Linked DNA regions of Homo sapiens: all the other regions are linked to region 1. A link is a loop called in an ENCODE intact Hi-C map of the cell type or tissue named here. Cell type or tissue: PC-3. All regions are shown on one strand. Links, peaks and the distances in the headings refer to the core of each region. The heading gives the core; the rest is flanking DNA. Region 1 overlaps LOC105374660 (a long non-coding RNA gene). Region 2 overlaps LOC105374660 (a long non-coding RNA gene). Region 3 holds the start of LOC124900942 (a long non-coding RNA gene).

Region 1 (6,570 bases), core at 816-5,815:
CCATTTAAAGGCATTAAACCCACACACGTAGACAGAGCCCCCATGGCCTAATCACCTTGTAAAGGCTTCATCTCTTACTACTGTCACAATGGCAATTAATATCAACATGAATTTTAGAAGGGGCATTAAAACTATAGCATTTTTCCCTTGGACTCTTAAAACTCATGTTCTTCTCACATACAAAATACATTCATTCTATCCCAATAGCCCACAAAGTCTTAACTTATTTAAGCACCAACTCAAAAGCCCAAAGTCAGGCTGGGCGCTGTGGCTCACACCTGTAATCCCAGCACTTTGGGAGGCCAAGGTGGGTGGATCACCTGAGGTCAGGCATTCGAGACCAGCCTGGCCAACATGGTGAAACCTCGTCTCTACTAAAAATACAAACAAAATAGCCTGGCGTGGTGGCACGTGCCTGTAGTCCCAGCTACTCCAGAGGCTGAAGCAGGAGAATCACTTGAATCTGGGAGGCAGAGGTTGCAGTGAGCAGAGATGGCGCCATTGCACTCCAGCATGGGCAACGAGAGTGAAACTCCATCTCAGAAAAAAAAAAAAAAAAAAAAGCCCAAAGTCTTGTCTAAATAAGATACAGATAAGACTCAAGGCATGATTCATCCTGAGGCAAATTTCCTCCAGCTGTGAGCTTATGAAATCAAAACAAGTTATCTACTTGCAAAATACAATGATGGGATAGGCATAGGATAGACATTATCAATCCAAAAAGGAAAAGGAGGCAAGAAAGGAGGGATAACTGGTCCCAGTTAAGTCCAAAACCCAATGGGGTGACCAACATTACATTTTAAGGCTCTAAAATAATGTCTGTGACTCCATGTCTCACATCCTGGGCATAGCTGGTGGGGGTCCGCCCCCAAGGACTTCAGCAGCCCTGTCCCTGTGGCTTTGCTGGACTCCTCCCACCCAGCAGCTCTCACAGGTTTGTGTCTCGTGCCTGCATCTCTTCCAGGCTGGCACTGTATGCTGCTAGCCTAACAGCTCTGGAGTCTCTGAGGTAGCCTTATTCCCACAACTCCACTAGGCAGTGCCCTAGTGGGGATTCTCTATGTTGACTCTGACCCTGTATTTCTGCTTGGCATTGCTCTAGCAGGGGCTCTCTGCAGTGGCTCTATCTCTGCCACAAGTCTCTGCCTAAACCCCCAGGCTGTCTACAATGTCCTTTGCAATGTAGATGGAGACAGCCATGCCCCTACAGCTCTTGCATTCTGTGCGTCTGTAGAATTAGCACCACATAGATGCTTCCAAGTCTTACTGCTTATACCTTCCAAGTGGTGGGTCAAGCCACACATGTGCATACTTGGGCCATGGCTAGAGTAGCTGAAGAATGTGCACTGAAATGTTGGAAGCAGCCTTGAAGTGGCCCTGGGCAGTGAGTCCATGGAGGGTATCCTGGATTCTTCTCCCAAAACCAGCCTGCCCTGCTAGAGCTCTGGGCCTGTGATGGGAGGTATAGCCTTGAAGATCTTTGAAACGACTTAGAGGTCTTCCTTTTATTGTCTTAATGAATAGCACCTGTCTGCCTTCTATCAATACTAGTCTCTTTGGCAAATGGTGGCTTGACCACACCCTTAGTTTGCTCTCCTAAATGTGCCTTTTCACTCTTTAAATAGCTAGGCTGTGGATTTTCCAAATTGTTTTGTTCCATCTTTAAGCCATTTCCTTCTAGTCACATTTTATTGTATGTGGATAAAAGTAGCCACTGTACTTTGCTGCATACATATTTCTTCTACCAGAAATCCTAATTCATCACTCTTAAGTTCTGCATTTCATGAAGTCCTTGGGCATGGACACAATTCACCCAGGTTTTTGTGCAATTGTATAATGAGGATGGCCTTTATTTCAGCTTTCAATATCTTCTTCCTCATCAGAATGGCCTTTTCTGTACATATTGCTACCAAAATTCTGACCATGCCACTTAAGTAATCTCTAAGAAGTTCAGACTCTTCCTACACCTCTCTCCTCTTCTGAGCCCTCATCTGAATCACCCTTAATGCTCCATTTATAACAATATAGGCTTTTTCTAGTCTGCTCCTGCAAACTCTTCCAGCCTCTGTTCCGAAGGTCTTTCCACATTTTCAGGTGTCTGTTACTGTAATAATCCCAACACTCAGTACTAGTTTTCTCTTAGTCTGTTCTCCTAGTCTGCTGATATAACAGAATACCACAAACTAGGTAATTTATAAACAATAGAGATTTATTTGGCTCATAGTTTTGGAGGATGAAAAGTCCAAGAACACGGTGCTGTCACCTGCTTGGCACCTGCTTGCTGTGTCCTAACATGGCCAAAGGGCAAGGGTGCGGGATACGGTTTGGCTCTGTGTCCCCACCCAAATCTCACCTTGAATTATAATTCCCATAATCCCCAAGTGTCAATGGTAGGACCAGGTGGAGGTAATTGAATCATGGGTGCAGCTTCCCCCATGCTGTTCTCCTGATAATGAGTTAGTCTCACAAGATCTGATGATTTTATAAGCGTCTGACATTTCCTCTGCTCGCACTCACTCTGTCCTGCTGCCCTGTGAAGAATGTGCCTGCTTCTTTTTTGTCTTCCATCATGATTGTAAGTTTCCTGAGGCCTCCCAGTCATGCTGAACTGTGAGTCAATTAAACCTCTTTACTTTATAATTTATCCAGTTTGGGGTGTTTCTTCATAGCAGTGTTAGAACAGACCAATACAGTGCATGAGGGCAAAAGAGAATCTACTCCCCAAAGCCTCCCTTTTAGAGGAATTAAACCTACCCATGGGCGGGGGGAGCCCTCATGGCCTAATCACCTCTTAAAGGCTCCACTGCCTAATACTGCAACAATGGCAATTAAATTTCAACATGAGATTTAGAGGGGACATTAAAATCATAGCATTTGGTAAATCCTCTAGAGTTAAGACAGCCATTTGGCTAGAGTACACAGGAACTTGAGTGTGGTGGCGGATACTGACAAGGGGTGGATGCAGAAAAGAATAATTTACCATTATGCTTGCTAACTCCATTTAAGAAAGCAGGAAAGGGTAAACCATATTTTAGAACTTTCTCACGACCATTTATTTGGTTATTAAATAAGATTCAGCTAAATGAAAAATCCATGACAGATCATATGTAAGGTCACAAAACAAGTTTTAACAAATTTAAGAAGATGTAAATAATATCAAATATCTTTTTCTGAATGCAATGGTATAAACCTAGAGATCAGTAATAAAAGAAATTTCAGAAAATACATAATTATGTAGAAATTAAACAACAGGTTCTCAAAGAATCAATGGGCCTGTTATCAAAAATATCATGAGATCTACAGAGGAGGCAAAGAGAAACTTTATTTTTCAATAAAATATGATTCACAAATCTGGATAACTTGACCTGGGAGAAACCAAGAGTATATGCTCCACCAAAAATGGGGGAAAATCTGAACTTTATGCCTTGCAAGATTTGCTTAGTACACATAGTCAGCTAGGAGTGGGGAGTTTAGGAATATTTATAAAGGTGAGCAAATATTTGCATAGTGAGAAAACATTTAGGAAACATACATAAAAGCCATGTTCACTTTGGGGTGGAGTTTTAACAATAAAATAGGTGGAATTTGGCTTTTACCTCAGGAGGTCTTTTGCAGGACATAAGAAAAGTCTATGTGCAGACTTTGGCTGCTGGCCAAAACTTTCTGTGGTGTTTTTGCAGGAGAAAGTTACTAAAATCAGTTTCTTGTCCAATCAAGGCTGTAGTTATAACTTGTGAAATTGAATGGGATTGGTCAGTCGTATCTGGTGATCAATGAGTGGCAATTATTTTGTACTGTTTATCTTGAGGCCATTGCTTGCTTAGCTGCTAGAGAAAAAGAAAAAGTCTTATGGCAGTTAGAACACAGTTTATTCTTTAAATGTAAGGGTTTGTAACAACCTTTGCTTGGCATAGCCTTAGGTCTTATTTACAATTTGTTATCTTATGACCACAAAGAGTCCATTCCATCAGACTTATTATCTTTATTTTAACAAGTCAAAGACAAAAATCAAAGGTAGATTAAAAGTATCTTTAGATAAATGAAAATGGAAACATAACATAACAAAACTTATGGGACCCAGCAAAAGCATTTCTAAGAGGGAAGCTTATAGCAATGAACCCCTACATCAAAACAGAAGAAAAATACCAAATAAACAATCTAGTACTATATCTCAATGAACTAGAAGAGGAATAACAAACTAAGTCCAAAATTAATAGAAGGAAATAATAAAGATTGGAGCAGAAATAAATGTAATAGAGACTAGAAAATCAATAGAAAAGATCAACACAAGTAAAAGCTGGTTTTTTTTGAGAGAAACACAATGAACAAATCCTCAGCTAGATTAAGAAGAAAGGGAAGACTCAAATAAATAAAATCAGAAATAAAAGAGGAAACATTATAACTGATACCATGGAAGCACAAAAGATCACGAGGCTACTATGAACAGTTATACACTAATACATTGTATAACCTAGAAGGAATAGAGATACCTTTTTAGACACATGCTACTTAACAAGACTAAATCATAAATAAATAGACATCTGAACAGACTAATAATGAGTAAGGAGACAGAATTAATAATAAAATGTCTTCCAAAAAAATTAGCCAGGCGCCATAGTGGGCGCCTGTAGTCCCAGCTACTCGGAGGCTGAGGCAGGAATGGCGCGAACCCAGGAGGCGGAGCTTGCAGTGAGCCAAGATCGCGCCACTGCACTCCAACCTGGGCGACAGAGCGAGACTCCGTCTCAAAAAAATAAAATAAAATAAAATAAAATAATAAAATAATAAAATAATAGAAGGTCTTCCGTCAAAGAAAAAGCCCAGGGCTTGATAGGTTCACTGCTGAATTATCCCAAATACTTAAAGAAAGCAATTCTTCTCAAACTCTTCCAAAAAACTGAAGAGAAGGAAATACTTCCAAACTTGTTTCAAGAGGACAACATTATCCTGATACCAAAGCCAGGCAAAGACAGCAAAAGAAACAAAAATTGCAGGCTGATATTCCTAATGAATATAGATACAAAAGTTATTTACAAAATACTAGCGAAGTGAGCTCAACAACACCTTAAAAAGATCATTTAAAATTATCAAGTGAAATTCATTCCTGGGATGCAAGGACAAGTTCAACATATGCAAATCAATAAATGTGATACACCACATTAACAAAATTAAGGACAAAACCATGTAATCATCTCACAGAGGCAGAAAAGGCATTTGACAAAACACAAGATCTTTCATGCTAAAAACTCTTAAGAAATTAGGTATGGAAGGAATTTAGCTCAGCACGATATAGGCCATATATGACAAGCCTGTAGCTAACATCGTACTCAACAGTAAAAAGTTGAAAGCTTTTCCTTTAAGATCAAAAACAAGATAAGGATGTCCACTTTTACCACTTCTATTTAACATAATACTGGAAGCCCTAGCTGAAGCAATTAGGTAAAAGAAGGAAATAAAAGGCATCTAAATTGGAAAGAAGAAAGTAAGTTGTTTTTCTGTTTGCAAATGACATACTCTTATAAATAGAAAACCATAAAGACTCCACAGGAAACTATTACAACTAATAAATGAATGCAGTAAAGTTGCAGGATTCAAAACCAACATAAAAATTTTTCATATTTCTCTACACAATGAGTTATCCATAAAGGAAATAAAGGAAACAATACCCTTCACAGTAGCTACAAAACAACAACAAAAACCAACAATCAACTTACAAATAAATTTAAGCAAGGAGTTGAAAAATTGTATACTGAAAACTATGAAATACTAATGAAAAAAGTTAAAGAGGACATAAATAAATGGAAAGATATCTTGTGTTCATGGATTGGAAGAATTGGTATTGTTAAAACACTTATACTACCCAAAGCAATCCACAGATTCAATGCAATTTCTATGAAAATTCCAATGACATTTTTCAGAAATAGAAACAATAATTCTAAAATTTGTATGAAACCGCATAAGACCCTGAATGACCAAAGCCATCATGAACAAAAAGTACAAAGCCAGAGGAATCATACTACCTGATTTCAACATCTACTACATAGCTATAGTAATTAAAACAGTGGCATAAAAACAGACACACAGTCCAATGGGATAGAGAATGGAGAGCTCAGAAAAAGGTCCACACATTTACAATCAATTGATCTTTGACAAAGTTACCAAGAACACACAATGGCAGAAAAAACAGTTTATTAAATTATGCTGGGAAAACTGGATATCCACATGCAGAAGAATGAGATTAAACCATTATTTCACTCTATGTGAAAAATCAACCCAAAGTAGATTGAAGACTTAAATATAAGACCCAATACTGTAAAATCACTAGAGGAAAACATAAGGAGAGAGTTCCAGGACATTGGTTTGGGCAATGATTTCTTGGCTAAGACCCCAAAAGCATAGGCAACAAAAGTGAAAATAGGCAAATAGGATTGCATTAAACTAAAAAGCTTCTGCACAGCAGAGAAAACAACAGCTTGCAAAGACAACCCATGGAATGGAAGAATATATTTGCAAGACATACATCTGATAAAGAGTTAATATCTAAAATATATGAGGGACTCAAACAACTCA
Region 2 (6,570 bases), core at 912-5,911, 69 kb before region 1:
ATTTTCTCCCTTTCTTAGTCATTTTCTACTGTTACCTACTTTGTAACATTAATCTTGTGACTGCTAGGGGTTCAATAATTACCTCCATGCAGATGATTTTGCTATTTTAATGAATTCTAAGGCCCATTTTCTAATTCACTGATGTTTATCTTCACCTCATATTGGCAAGAGTGCTTAAAGATCGACATGATTGATCAGCCTATTTATCCCTTCAAATACACTCCTTCTGAATTCTGGTTTCTATTATTGACCAAACTTTCCTTCCAGCTCTCAAGCCCCTCTTTCTATTCACATTAATTCAGTTCCTACTGATCTACCTCATCCATGACTCTTGAAACAAGCTTTCTATACTCATTCCCACTACAACTACCCTAGTTCAGCCCTGAGTTGTCTGTAGCTTAGATTTTTCAATAGCTGCTTATTTTGTCTCCCTCCCTCAGTGCCTTCCAACTTCAATTTCACCCACATACACGAGATGAATCCCCCTAAAGCAAAACTCTGCTTGTGCTATAACTCGATGTTAAAGTTGAAATTTCAGCAATATACTAGACTAGAAACAGATTTTCAAAGGAGATATCTGAGAGTCAGCTTCATAAATCTGATATTCCCCACCCATAAGGAATGTTTTGGTGAGTTGGGAGATTGAAGTTGGGAGATGATTTTGAGGATATTATTGGAAAGAGCTGTGCTGTGAGCCCTACCCACTGGCAATCAGCGGAGATGGGTGGATCTTCAAGACTAAACAGGGGTGCTTCAATGGGGGGAACTACATGTTCCCTGAAGTTGAAGGATACTTCAGGATGATCCCTAGCTCCTGCAAGAGGAAGCTGAGGCAGTGTTTTGCAACCTAGTAAAGGGCTACACCAAGGATGCCAATGCACAGCCCCTTCAGCAGGAACATGAGTCTGGGATGATTTGAAAGGGGATTCCGCTCCAGAGAGCAGATGTTGGAGTGGAGGGACCCAAGTAAAGTTGTGTGAAGAACACTGCTAGGGATAAAAGCTGACTGGGGATGAGGAGAGGCTGGTTGAAGGCAAGATCCAGGTTCTGTCAAGGTTGTTGCAGGCAGTCGGGAGTGGGTGGGGGCACAGGAGACTCTGAAGAAAGTATGTGAGAAGTCAACTTCAAGTAGTTTCTAGGTCCAGAAATTACGAAACCTTCTCACAACAGTATTAGACAGGATGAGTTTTTCCAACCACCATGTTCTTCCTTCCCACTGCTACCCGCTTCAATCCTGGTGGACAAGAAATACCAGCTGGCAAGTGAGACAGCTGTTCATCATGAGGTAGAAATAAAAGGTCAGTTGCATGCTGCCTGCAGGCACCCAGTAGCCCATCTGCTGCTGAAAGAAGGGCAAGGCATTACATCTGAATGAGGGTTGAAGGATTGACCAGTGTATTAAATCTGATAAACTTAATCACTGAATTAAGATTATATCTGGGACAAAGTAACCATTTCTATCAATTAAGATTGACCAAAAATGAGACTCAGCATTTTTTTTCCAGAGAAGGAGGATAGTCTTACTGAGCAGATTTAAAGAGATAGTGAGAGACTCCTTAAAAAAGTTGATTTCATGATGACATGCTATATAGGTCTTGCTTGTATGGTGAACTGGACAAAATCACTGATGTTTTTTCAGGGTCTCCTGAAATAGAGCAGACTTTGCATGGTGACTTTTAGGGCAATCTCTTTCTCTAGCCTCATTTTTTCACTTATTTCATGCCTATCCTGGTGTGTGGTGACTGAAAGAGCAAAGATTTGAATAGCATGTTTGCTACTTACTAACCAGGCATTTTTGGACAGACTCTATAGTCTCCAGAGCCTTTATTTCCTTATCAGAGGTCCCAGTTCATCTCGTGTTGCTAAAACAAAATATCTCAGGCTGGGTAGTTTATAAAAAACATAGGCTTATTTGCTTATAATTCTGTTGGATGCAAAGTCCAAGATTGGGCAGCTGCATCTGGTGAGGGCCTCATGCTGTTTCAACTCATGGCAGAATGTGAAAGGGGAGCAGGCATGTGCACAGAGATCACATGGAGAGAGAGGAAGCAGAAGAGAGAAACCAAGGAATCCAGACTCTTTGTAACACCTTGCTCTCATAGGAACTAATCCAGTCCTGTAAGAGTAAGAACTCTCCCATAAGAAGGATTTATGAAGGATCCATCCATTCCATGACCCAAACACCTTCCACTGGGTCCTACCTCCCAACACTGCCATACAGGTGATCAAATTTCAACATGAGTTTTGGCAGGGATAAACCACATCCAAACCATAGCATCAGTAGAATTGACTAATTGTGTACTATGTAAGTTTATTGTGAGGATTTAATGGGAAAATGTATCTAAAATACTTAACATCATGTATTAGTTATCTATTGCTGTGTAGCAAATTACCTCAAAATTTAGCAGCTTAAAAGAACACCCATTTATTACCTCAGAGTTTCTTTGAGTCAGAAACCCAGAGCAGGACAGCTGGGTGTTTCTAGCTCAGAGTGTCTCACAGGGTTGCAATCCAGGTATCTGCTGGAGCTTCTATCATCTTGAGGTTGGACTCATAAAGGCTCCATTTCCAAGCTCCCTTCTGTGACTGCTGCAAGGCCTCAGGTCCTGGCTGGAGATTGGCTGACACTGGAGACATCAGTTCCTTTACATAAGGCCCTTCCATGAGACAGCCCACAATGTGTCACCTGGTTTCTCTCAGAGTGATTGAGGGAGAGAGTGATCAAAGCAGATGTCACAGTATCTTTTAAATCTAATCTTGGAAGAGATCTTTCACCACATCTATGTTATTCATTCTGAGTAAGTAATTATGTCATTATATTCAGCCAAAAAGCATGAGAAGAATGCACAGGGCATGAATATCCAGAGGCAAGGATCATTGTAGGCCATGCTGGAGGCTGCCTGCTATACACAGGGTCTACAATAGATGCTATTTCCTGCTTTACATATCCTCACTCAGACTTCTGTATACCTTTCTCTCATTTCTCCAGTTGAAGGCGTTCTCTAATTCTTCTGAGTTCATGGAACATGTTGTTTATTTTTCTTATCACTTTCTTCCTTATATTTATTTGTTCATTAAATGATGACACTCTACTATGATGAGGATACAGAGATGAGATATTTTTCCTGTCCCCAAAAAGGGCCACCAAGTTGCTCAACTCCAAGGGAACTGGCCATATTGTATACAATATGCCTTTAATTGGGTCAAAGAGGTGCTTTTTTTCCCAAGGAGCCCATTGTTTAGCAAGAATAGCAGATTTGAAAATTAGTAGTCATAATAGTACAGTGAAAATCCAGAAAACTATCTGGTGAATCTGAGAATAACTTCATGGAAGAAAAGAATATGTGAGCTAGCATGGAAAAATGAAAAGGAGTTTTCCAGGCAGAGAAAGAAACAAAGTACATTGTAGACTTCAAAGAGTAAGCAGTTTCTGCCATCCCAATTCTCTGTCCCATTCTCCCTGTTCCATGAGGGCAACTGGCAAACTAGAGCTCACAGGCCAAATCAGGCCTGATGTAAATACAGTTTTATTGCAATACAGCCACATCCATTGTTTTACATATTTTCTCTAGCTGCTTTTATGATGCAACAGAGTTGAGCAATTGTGACAGATTTTTTTTTTTATGGCCCGCAAAGCCTGAAATATTTTCTGTCTGTCCCTTTAGCAAAGACCGTTGCTGACCTCTGCTCTCTGATATAGTGAGAGCACGTGGTACAGAAGTAGGTGCTCAGGTATTTGCTAAACTAAAGAGCTGAATAATCACCAGTTGGCTGTGATTCCTTTGCAGCTGAGTAACAAATGAATCAGCATTTAGTCAACAGCTTAGATGATTTCTTACCAGTGATTCTCAACAAATGTTCTAACTGACACATGGCTGTCCATAGTAATGAGAGTCTTTTAAAGCAAGAAATAAACAGCAATTGTGCTAGTCTCTAGATCTGAGAGAAAATGATGTAGTTTTTCTAGCTTAGGATATGTCATTTAGATGCATTTTTAATGAATATTTTTTCTTCCAAAAAATCAGCCATGCAAGTCAAGGAAAGATATGACAGATATAACAACAGAACTTGTGTAAAGAAAGGATGTTATAAGCCTAATAATAGCATGAAATAGGAGAATTTTTCAGAATTTCCTCTCCACTGAGCTTGAGGAATATCTTTCATGTCATTGATTGTTATAAGAAAATCCAATGTCATCAACCACAAACTCAGCATCAAGTGGCTTACACAATTTTTGCAGTTGGGCATGTTCATATTGTTCATAAACATAAAGTGGTACCACAGGCACATTGACTTAACTTTAATGAACTACAAGAAATTTCAGATATTAAAATGAGGTAAGTAATAGAAATTTGTTGAAACATTTCTTTTAAAAAACTTAGATACCCACTGAATAAACCATAGTGTCATAAATATTTGTATCAAAATAGAGTGGTGATTAAAATTTCAGCTTTTTTGTCTAGTCCCTTAAAATGGAACACAAGAATTATTAGAATGATAAATGAACTGAAATGTTTCAGAAAAACCAAATTTCTTTATTCCTTTTTTTTTTTTTTTTTGAGATGGATTCTTGCTCTGTCATCCAGGCTGGAGTGCGGTGGCATGATCTTGGCTCACTGCAACCTCTGCCTTCCAGGTTCAAGTGATTCTCCTGCCTCAGTCTCCTGAGTAGCTAGGATTACAAACACATGCCACCATGCCTGGATAATTTTTGTATTATTATTTTTTTTTTAGTAGAGATGTGGTTTCACATGTTGGCCATGCTTGTTTGAACTCCTGGCCTCAAGTGACCTGCCCCTCCCAGTCTTCCAAAGTGCTGGGATTACAGGCATGAGCCACCGTGCCTGGCCAAGTTTCTGTATTCTATATTAACTTTTTGTATATTCCATTTTAATTTATAGTTTGATAACTAAAATTTGTTGATTTACTGTTCCTGGTTTAACTAAGAATGCAAGTAGTGCCCTAAGTTTCAACACAAAGGCATATTCACTTCCTTGAGCTCTAGGAAACATCTCTGGAATGGTAGTACCTCAGAAGCCAGTCCTAAGAAATGCACCTTCTCCTCAATCATAGGCACCAAAGACAAAAATAGACCCCATTGTAGAGATGAGTGTTGGGGTTTGATGGTGAATAGTGGGGGTAGATAAAACACCTGAGTTGGAACCAATTGAAAAGAATAGTGTATTAGTCCATTTTCATGCTGCTGATAAAGACATATATGAAACTGCGCAATTTAAAAAAGAAAGAGGTTTAATTGGACTTATAATTCCATGTGGCTGAGGAAGCCTCACAACCATAGAGGAAGGCAAGGAGGAACGAGTCTTCTCTTACATGGATGGCAGCAGGCAAAGAGAGAGAACTTGTGCAGGGAAACTCCTCTTTTTAAAACCATTAGATCTTATGAGACTTATTCACTATCACCAGAACAGCGCGGGAAAGACTTGCCACCATGATTCAATTACCTCCCACCAGGTCCCTCCCACAATACGTGGGAATTCAAGATGAGATTTGGGTGGGGACACAGCCAAACTATATCAAATAGCATAAGATGGAGAGTAAAATATATTTTTTTATCAATTTTAGTGCTATTTTAAAAAATAAACTTTTAATTTTAGACCAATTTTGGTTTTACATAAAAATTTTAAAGGGTTTATAGAGTTCTCATATACCCTACACCCAGTTTCTCTTATTCTTAATATGTTATATTAGTTTGGTAAATTTTTCTTATTAATGAACCAATATTGATATGTTACTACCAATTGAAGTCCTACTTTATTCTGATTTTCTTAATGTTTCCCCTAATATCCATTTTCCATACCAGAATCCCACCCAATATAAGTTACACTTAGTTATCCTGTCTCCTTAAGTTTTTCTTGGCTGAGAAAGTTTCTGAGACTTTACCTGCTCTTGATAACTGTATTAGTCCATCTTCATACTGCTATAAACAACTACCTGGGACTAGGTAACCTATAAAGGAAAGAGGTTTAATTGAGTCACAGCTCAGCAAGGCTGGGGAGGTTTCAGGAAACATGCAATCATGGCAGAAGGCAAAGGGGAAGCAAGGCACCTGCTTCACAAGGCGGCAGGAAGGAGAAGTGCCAAGTGAAGGGGCAAGAGATCCTTATAAAACCATCACATCTTGTAAGAACACACTCACTTGCAAGAGAACAGCATGGGAAACCACCCCTATGATTCAATTACTTCCACCTTGTCTCTCCCTTGACACATGGAGATTATGGGGATTACAATTCTAGATGAGGTTTGAGTGGGGACACAAAGCCTAACCATAACAATAACCTTGAAAGTTTTGAGTTTGGGCTAGTTATGTTGCAGAATGTTCCACTATTCTACTTATTATAATCTACATTATTAATTGTTGGGATTTGTGTGAAGTTTTTCTTGTAATTCGACTTGGATTGTGTGGTGTTTTTTTGGAGAAGACAATACAGGTAAAGTGCCATTTTTTAGCACATCATACCAACAGTGCATACTCTCAATATCACTTACCACTGTTGATGTTAACTTGGATCATCTAACTAAAGGTAGTGTTTCTGAGGTTTCTCATGGACA
Region 3 (6,570 bases), core at 1,003-6,002, 110 kb before region 1:
AAACGGTCTCTATTTTTAATATCCACGAAAGCTATACATTTTCTCAGACGATTCTTAGAATCAAAGGAAAGAGCATATTCTGGCCCACTAGGGTCTTAGAAATTGTCACCTTCTCCTTGGGTGGCTATTGGGGTGACAGTAAACAAGCAACAGATCTTCAACAAAAGCCATTAATAGATGCTGAAGCACTCAAGTACCCCTCCTCACATCCCTCCACCTCCTCACCTGGTGCAGAAACACAGAGACTCAGATGAAGTGAAGCTGTTCTTTCCGAAACGTAGCGACCGATGCCTTCTTACCTCTTGTTAACCCATGAGCTGTGTGAACAATGGGCAAGTAGTTCTCTTTTGAGATTGTAGCTGTGTTGGGTGCAGAAATATGGGTAATATCCACATTAGAATTTTCAGGAGTTACAGAACTGTTGTCCATTTCACTGGATAGAGGAGGATTCTCTGGAGTCGTCAGTGAGGCCGAATTTCCATTCATGATTTCAGGGGACATAGTTGACATTTTTGCCATCATGCTGTGCTGGGCAGAGCCTTGTCACCATGGATCAAAAAAAGATAACAGAGGCTCCTCTGTATCAGAATCTGGAATGACATTGGTCTGGAGGCCTTATTTAGAGTGGCCCCTGCCTCAGTTCTCAGCAGAGACTTATTTCTGTAGTACAAATACCCGGGAACTTAGGCAGGCCGGACAGGTCATGTTCTGTGTGTGAAACGTGTCTGGGTGGTTTTAGTCCAGTATTAAAAACTTAATTTCATCAGCAGTTTGTCAGAATTGACTTTGTTAGGAAAGCACATTTTGGGTGATTACTAATACAGCAAGTATATCTGTCGTTCTCTTTCTCAAATTAAAAAATTTGTTGATATAATACAAGTACAAAGATTCACAAGTCAAGTAGTACTGGAGGGGATTTAATAATAAACAGTTATCTCCTGTTTCACCCTTTCTCACCCCTCAGTTCCACTCCAAAAAGCCAACTATTTCCAAATTAGTAGTGCTTTATTCACCCTGGTATTTATTTCTGTATTTCTAAAGAAATTGCATATGCTTGCTGTTTCTTGATTTATCCACTTTAGTCATTATCTATTGTCTTTTTATTATAGAAGATAAAAATGTGGGAGGTACTTTTTTGAGATCTCACATATTAAAAATGTGTTTTCTAGTATCTCAGTATTAATTTAGGAGTTAAACTTTTGTGCTGGATGTCATCTTTGTTTAGAATTTTTAGGTCTCCTGTTCCAGGTTTCATTCTGATTTCATTTTTTTTTTTTTCCTGCAACTATTCTCCCACCTCTCTAACCCTCAGAACCTTGTAGGATCTTTTCTTTATCCTTGGTTTTATGGACCTTATAGGAATGAGTCTTGGTGAGTCCTTTTTCTTTTATTTGGCTGGAATTTGCTGTGCTGTTTCAACTGGAAAACTTAATTTTATAATTCATTTGATACTTTCTTCTCCTCTATTTCCTCTGTTCTTTTAGTCAGGTATTATAACTTGGGGAGGTAACTTAGATATTGATTCTATGTTTAAAGTTTCTAAGTTTCTTTTCTTTATTTTAAAAATAATTTTATGGGTCCATAGTAAGTGCATATATTTATGGGGTACAATAAATATTTTGATACAGTCATACAATGAGTAAAATGCACTCCAGGTAAATGAGGTACCTATCGCCTCAAGCATTCATCCTTCCCTTGTGTTACACACAATCCAATTATACTCTTTTAGTTATTTTAAACTGTGTCCTGAATTATTGTTGACTGTAGTCACCCTGTTGTGCTACCAAATACTAGATCTTACGTATTCTATCTAACTATATTTTTGTACTCATTAACCATTCCCACTGCACCTCAGCCCCAACTACCCTTCCTAGCCTCTGGTAACCATCCTTCTATTCTCTATCTCCATGAGTTCAATTCTTTTAGTTTTTAAGTCCCACAATTGGATGAGAACCTGTGAAGGTTGTCTTTCTGTGTCTGACTTATTTCACTTAACGTAATGATCTCCAGTTTCATCCACACTGGTAAATGACAGGCTCTCATTCTTTTCTGTGGCTGAATAGTTCTCCATTGTGTATACATAACACATTTTCTTTATCCCTTCATCTGTTGATGGACACCTAGATTGCTTCCAAATCTTGGCTATTGTAAATAGTGCTGCAATGAAATTATGGGAGTGCAGATATCTCCTCAGTATGCTGATTTCCTCTCTTTTGGGAATATCCCTAGCAGTGGGATTGCTGGATCATATGGGAATTCTATTTTTAGTCTTTTGAGGACCTCCATACAGTTTTTCACAGTGGTTGTATTAAGTTACATTCCCACCAACAGGGTGCCATTTTCTCCACATCCTTGGCAGCATTCATGATTGCCTGTCTTTTGGATAAAAGCGATTTTATCCAAAATGGGTGAGATGATATCTCATTGTAGTTTTGATTTGCTCATATAAATGGAGTCATACAGTATTTGTTTTTCTGTGACTGGTTTATTTAGTTAGTTTCACGCCCTCCAGGTTCATCCATATTGTCATATGTTGCAGGATTTCCTTCTTTCTAAAGGCTGAATAATATTCCATTGTTTGCATATACCACATTTTCTTTATTCATCTGTCAATAGGTTGGCTTCACATCTTGTCTATTGTGAACAGTATCACAGTGAACATGGGAGTGCTAATATCTCTTTAAGATCCTGATTTACATTCCTTTGGAGAAATATCAGAAGTGTGATTGCTGTATCCTATGGTAGTTCTAGTTTCAATTTTTTGAGGAATCTCTACACTGTTTAATACAGTGGCTGCATCATTTTGCACCCACACTAACAGTGTACAAAGGTTTTAGTTTCTCTATATCCATATCAACACTTGTTGTTTTGGTTCCATTGATAATAGGCATCCTGACAGGTATGATGTAATATCTTATTGTGATTTCAATTTGTGTTTCCCTGATGATTAGTGACATTGACCATTTAAAAATATATATGTTTACCCATTAATCATATGTACGTTTTCTTTGGAGAAATGTCCATTCAACTTCTTAACCCATTTTTAAATTGAATTATTTGTTATTTCTTTAACTACTGAGTTGTAGGAGTCATAGATTCTTGAACTTAATGAAATTTGTTATTTGATCTTTTTATGTTTGGCAATTCCCATTAAGCAAATCACTTGGCTGAGGTTGTACCTTGGAATAGAACCAAGTAGTTTCAGTTCTAAGTAGCCTTTGAAAACAATATGCTTTTACCTGAAAGTGGTCTGTAAAGATTGTATGGGCCCTTGATAACATGGGTTGGCTACTTACAGAAAAGCAGATGCTTTGGGTGAGATATGCACCTGCCCAGCCTTGTGTTATGTGGCCTTAATATTTTCAGTGTTAAAATCAGTTCTAGGCCAGCAGACATTTCTTCTATCCAAGGATTTTATGCACAGAGAAGCTGCATGGAGGAGTAGAATTCTGGAGGTAACATGATGATTTACCTGTGGAAAAGCGATGCCATATTTCACAAAGGCACCATTCATGGGTAAGAGCTGTAATTTACAGTTTGCAAGCCATTCTTTTTTTTTTTTTTTTTTTGTGGTCTTGCTTTTTCACTCAGGCTGGAGCTCAGTGGCCCAATCATGGCTCACTGCAGCCTCGACCTCTCCAAGTTCAAGCGATCCTCCCACATCAGCCTCCCAAGTAAGCTGACAGGCACATGCTACTGTGTATGGCTAATTTTAATTTTTTAATTTTTTTTGTAGATATTGCTGGGGGGAGGGGTCTCATTATGTTGCCTAGGCTGGTCTTGAACTCCTGGCCTCAACAATTCTCTTGCCTTGGCCTCCAAAGTGCTGGGATTATAGGTGTGCTGTTGGCTTCTTTATTGGTCACCTTTTTACTCAGTTTAATATTATGAATGGTAATGGAATTTAATTAGCCTTAAGTTGTTTGCTTAAGTCACTGCTTCAGTAGAGGAGTCTGGGATGAGTCATTGTAGATATTTCAGGATATAGGTAGGCAGTATTTGTTTCCTGGTCTTTATCATAATCACAAGCCCTTGAAAGAGACTCCTATAATGCACCCATAGGATAAAAATGTAGTGCATAGGTAATCTTAGCGATCAGCACTTTAGACTTATTTATTAGTGCCTCATGTGTGAGAGGAACCATGCTGACTGCTGGGTTAAGCAGGTAATTAATTAAAATGTTATGTTATTTTTCTGCAGTTTGGTATTTATGGTATTTGTTGGGTTTCAAATTTATTTGTTGAAAATTTTTTTATTTTAAATATTCACGTTTGTGCCTAATTTTATATTCATAACTTCTGGTGTTCTTATTTGAAAGAAGTTTCTCCAAATTGAATTACCTAGAGGACCACACAACCTGGACAATCTGAACAACTACTGGCCTAACCCCTTTGGAATGCAGGTGACTTGGGAATAGGGACTTTGCCTACCGTATTTACTACTGTATTGTCAGTGCTTAGTGGAGCACATTGCTTTTCGCAGATTCTCAAACAAGAACATGATTGCTGTTCAGAATTTTTTGCAGCCAACATTGAGCATCTCCCAGAAACACAGCAGCCTCTGGGTGGATGTCCATAGTAGATTGTGTATACCTCATATTGAGTGAGGTGAATACCAGCAGCTTTCAAGAGTCAGTCAAAGGGAATACTGGGAAGCCTGCCTTTGTTTCCCTCCTTACTCTCATTCTTCTTTCCTCAAATACATAGCTTTCCAAAATGTAAGATTTCCTAGTTTTTATTTTTGTGGCTTTGCTCTCTCATTGGTAAGGTATGGATTCAAAATGGCAGTGGCTCATGCCTGTAATTCCAACACTTTGGGCAGCCAGGGCAGATGGATTGCTTGAACCTAGGAGTTTGAGACCAGCCTGGGCCACTCACAAAACATACAAAAAAATTACCTGGGTGTGGTGGCGCATGCCTAAAGTCCCAGCTACTCAGGAGGCTGAGATGGGAGGATTGCTTGAGTTCAGCAGGTCAAGGCTGCAGTGACCTGTGATTGCATCATTGCACTCCAGTCTGGGTGACAGAGTGAGACCCTGTGTCAAAAAAATAAAGAAAAAGAAACAGCATATAAAAGTACCACTGTCTAGGATTTCCAAGGAGATTAAATGGGATAAAGTCTGTGAAGCACTCAGTACAGCGATGGGGAAATCTTAGCTGCCATCATTCTGATCTTATTCCTAGAGCGCTTGTCTCCATAAAGTCATAGTTATTGATGATAATGGTACAAAGTGGGTTTTTATATTTCCACAAGCTCTAGAAAACCCCGATATGAGGTCAGTCACAGGTGGTGGGAAATTCATGTTTAGGTTCCACAGACACCAAGGTACATAATAACAGGCTTCTGCTTAAAGTCTCCAAGCTAGAATCAGTATCATGAATCTTCGGCAGCTGGCCCACCGATATGCGACTCTCTAGAATCTTCAAAAGCAATGCTTAACATTGCTAACATCCAAATTTCCTGGTGTATATTGAAATGAATGTTAGTACTTGAAAATAGGTTTAACACATGATCCAGCTTTCTTTTTACGTGGTCCCTGTTTTTGTCAGAATATATTACATTGAGCCAACAAAGGCAGACAATGTCATTGTCTTAGTCTGTTTTCATGCTGCTATAAAGAACTTCCCTGAGACTGAGTAATTTATAAAGGAAAGAGGCTTAATTGACTCACAGTTCTGCATGGCTAGGGAGGCCTCAGGAAACTTACAATTATGGCAGAAGGGGAAGCAGGCACCTTCCTCACAAGGTGACAGGAGAGAGAAGAGCAAAGAAGGAATTCCAAACACTTATAAAACCATCAGATCTCATGAGAACTCACTCACTATTGTGAGGACAGCATGGGGGAAACCTCCCCCATGATCCAGTCACCTCCCTCACTCAACGCATAGGGATTACAGGTCCCTCCTTCGACATATGGGGATTATAATTTGAGATGAGATTTGGGTGGTGACACACAGCTAAACCATATCAGCAGATCCTTCATAAATATTTATTGAGTCCAAAACCAGAGAGCTAAATGCACCCAAAATTCCTACAACAAAACATGACAGAACCTAAAATAGGATAGAAACACTAATATCAAGTCCTGGAGTTTCCTGGTATTAACAACAAAATAGCCCAAATTTTCTTCTAACTTGAACCACTTGAGAATTGACCTTTAAGACTATGATATAAAATTTAAATGAGATAAACACTGCCATGAAGACAAAGTCACGGAAACGCAGTGATTTGCTAGGAATTAAAGAACTGCAGCTTTGGTGCTACAGGTCTATTCTGTTTTTGTTTTTGTTTCTGTTTTTTCCAGGGAGATATTGAACATCAAACAATGTATCATTCCAGAATGTTGTTTTTACATTTTTTTGGTGTGAAAATTTGACACAAACATGTATTGATTCTGGCTCTAGTGTGTAATAATTACATGGAGAAAAACTGGCCCTCTGAATTTTGCTTTTAATTAAATAAAATTTAATCCCGTATTACTGGTGATATGCTGAAGCAGGAGGATACTTTGCAAACTTAATGTGAAATTTATTAAGTCTACAAAAGTTGATTGTACACTTAGCTAATGCC

Evidence for each region. Peaks named below come from ENCODE experiments on the same cell type or tissue, not always from the same donor. Only the 100,000 strongest peaks of a DNase experiment are listed, where the experiment ranks them.
Region 2: a loop joins it to region 1, with 5 times the contacts of the local background. A loop is called at or near these places in 1 of 110 quality-filtered maps.
Region 3: a loop joins it to region 1, with 8 times the contacts of the local background. A loop is called at or near these places in 1 of 110 quality-filtered maps.

Annotation. Positions count from the first base shown.
Region 1 is chr5:13,495,415-13,501,984 of GRCh38, reverse strand. All of the region lies in intron 4 of LOC105374660 (a long non-coding RNA gene), which reads left to right. Among named protein-coding and RNA genes, the nearest start is that of DNAH5-AS1, 360 kb to the left of the region's middle. In PC-3, for the core only: no CTCF peak of the experiment used is centred there; a DNase peak (open chromatin) is centred at 3,494; H3K27ac peaks cover 2,339 bases.
Region 2 is chr5:13,564,208-13,570,777 of GRCh38, reverse strand. The region is part of intron 3 of LOC105374660 (a long non-coding RNA gene); the gene reads left to right. Among named protein-coding and RNA genes, the nearest start is that of DNAH5-AS1, 290 kb to the left of the region's middle. RefSeq lists an enhancer at 2,375-3,574. In PC-3, for the core only: no CTCF peak of the experiment used is centred there; DNase peaks (open chromatin) are centred at 2,747 and 3,717; H3K4me3 peaks cover 323 bases; H3K27ac peaks cover 3,164 bases.
Region 3 is chr5:13,603,647-13,610,216 of GRCh38, reverse strand. LOC124900942 (a long non-coding RNA gene) reads right to left here and starts at 5,035. Exons shown (of 2, transcript XR_007058697.1): 1 at 4,898-5,035; 2 at 2,466-3,472. In PC-3, for the core only: no CTCF peak of the experiment used is centred there; a DNase peak (open chromatin) is centred at 3,956; H3K27ac peaks cover 1,644 bases.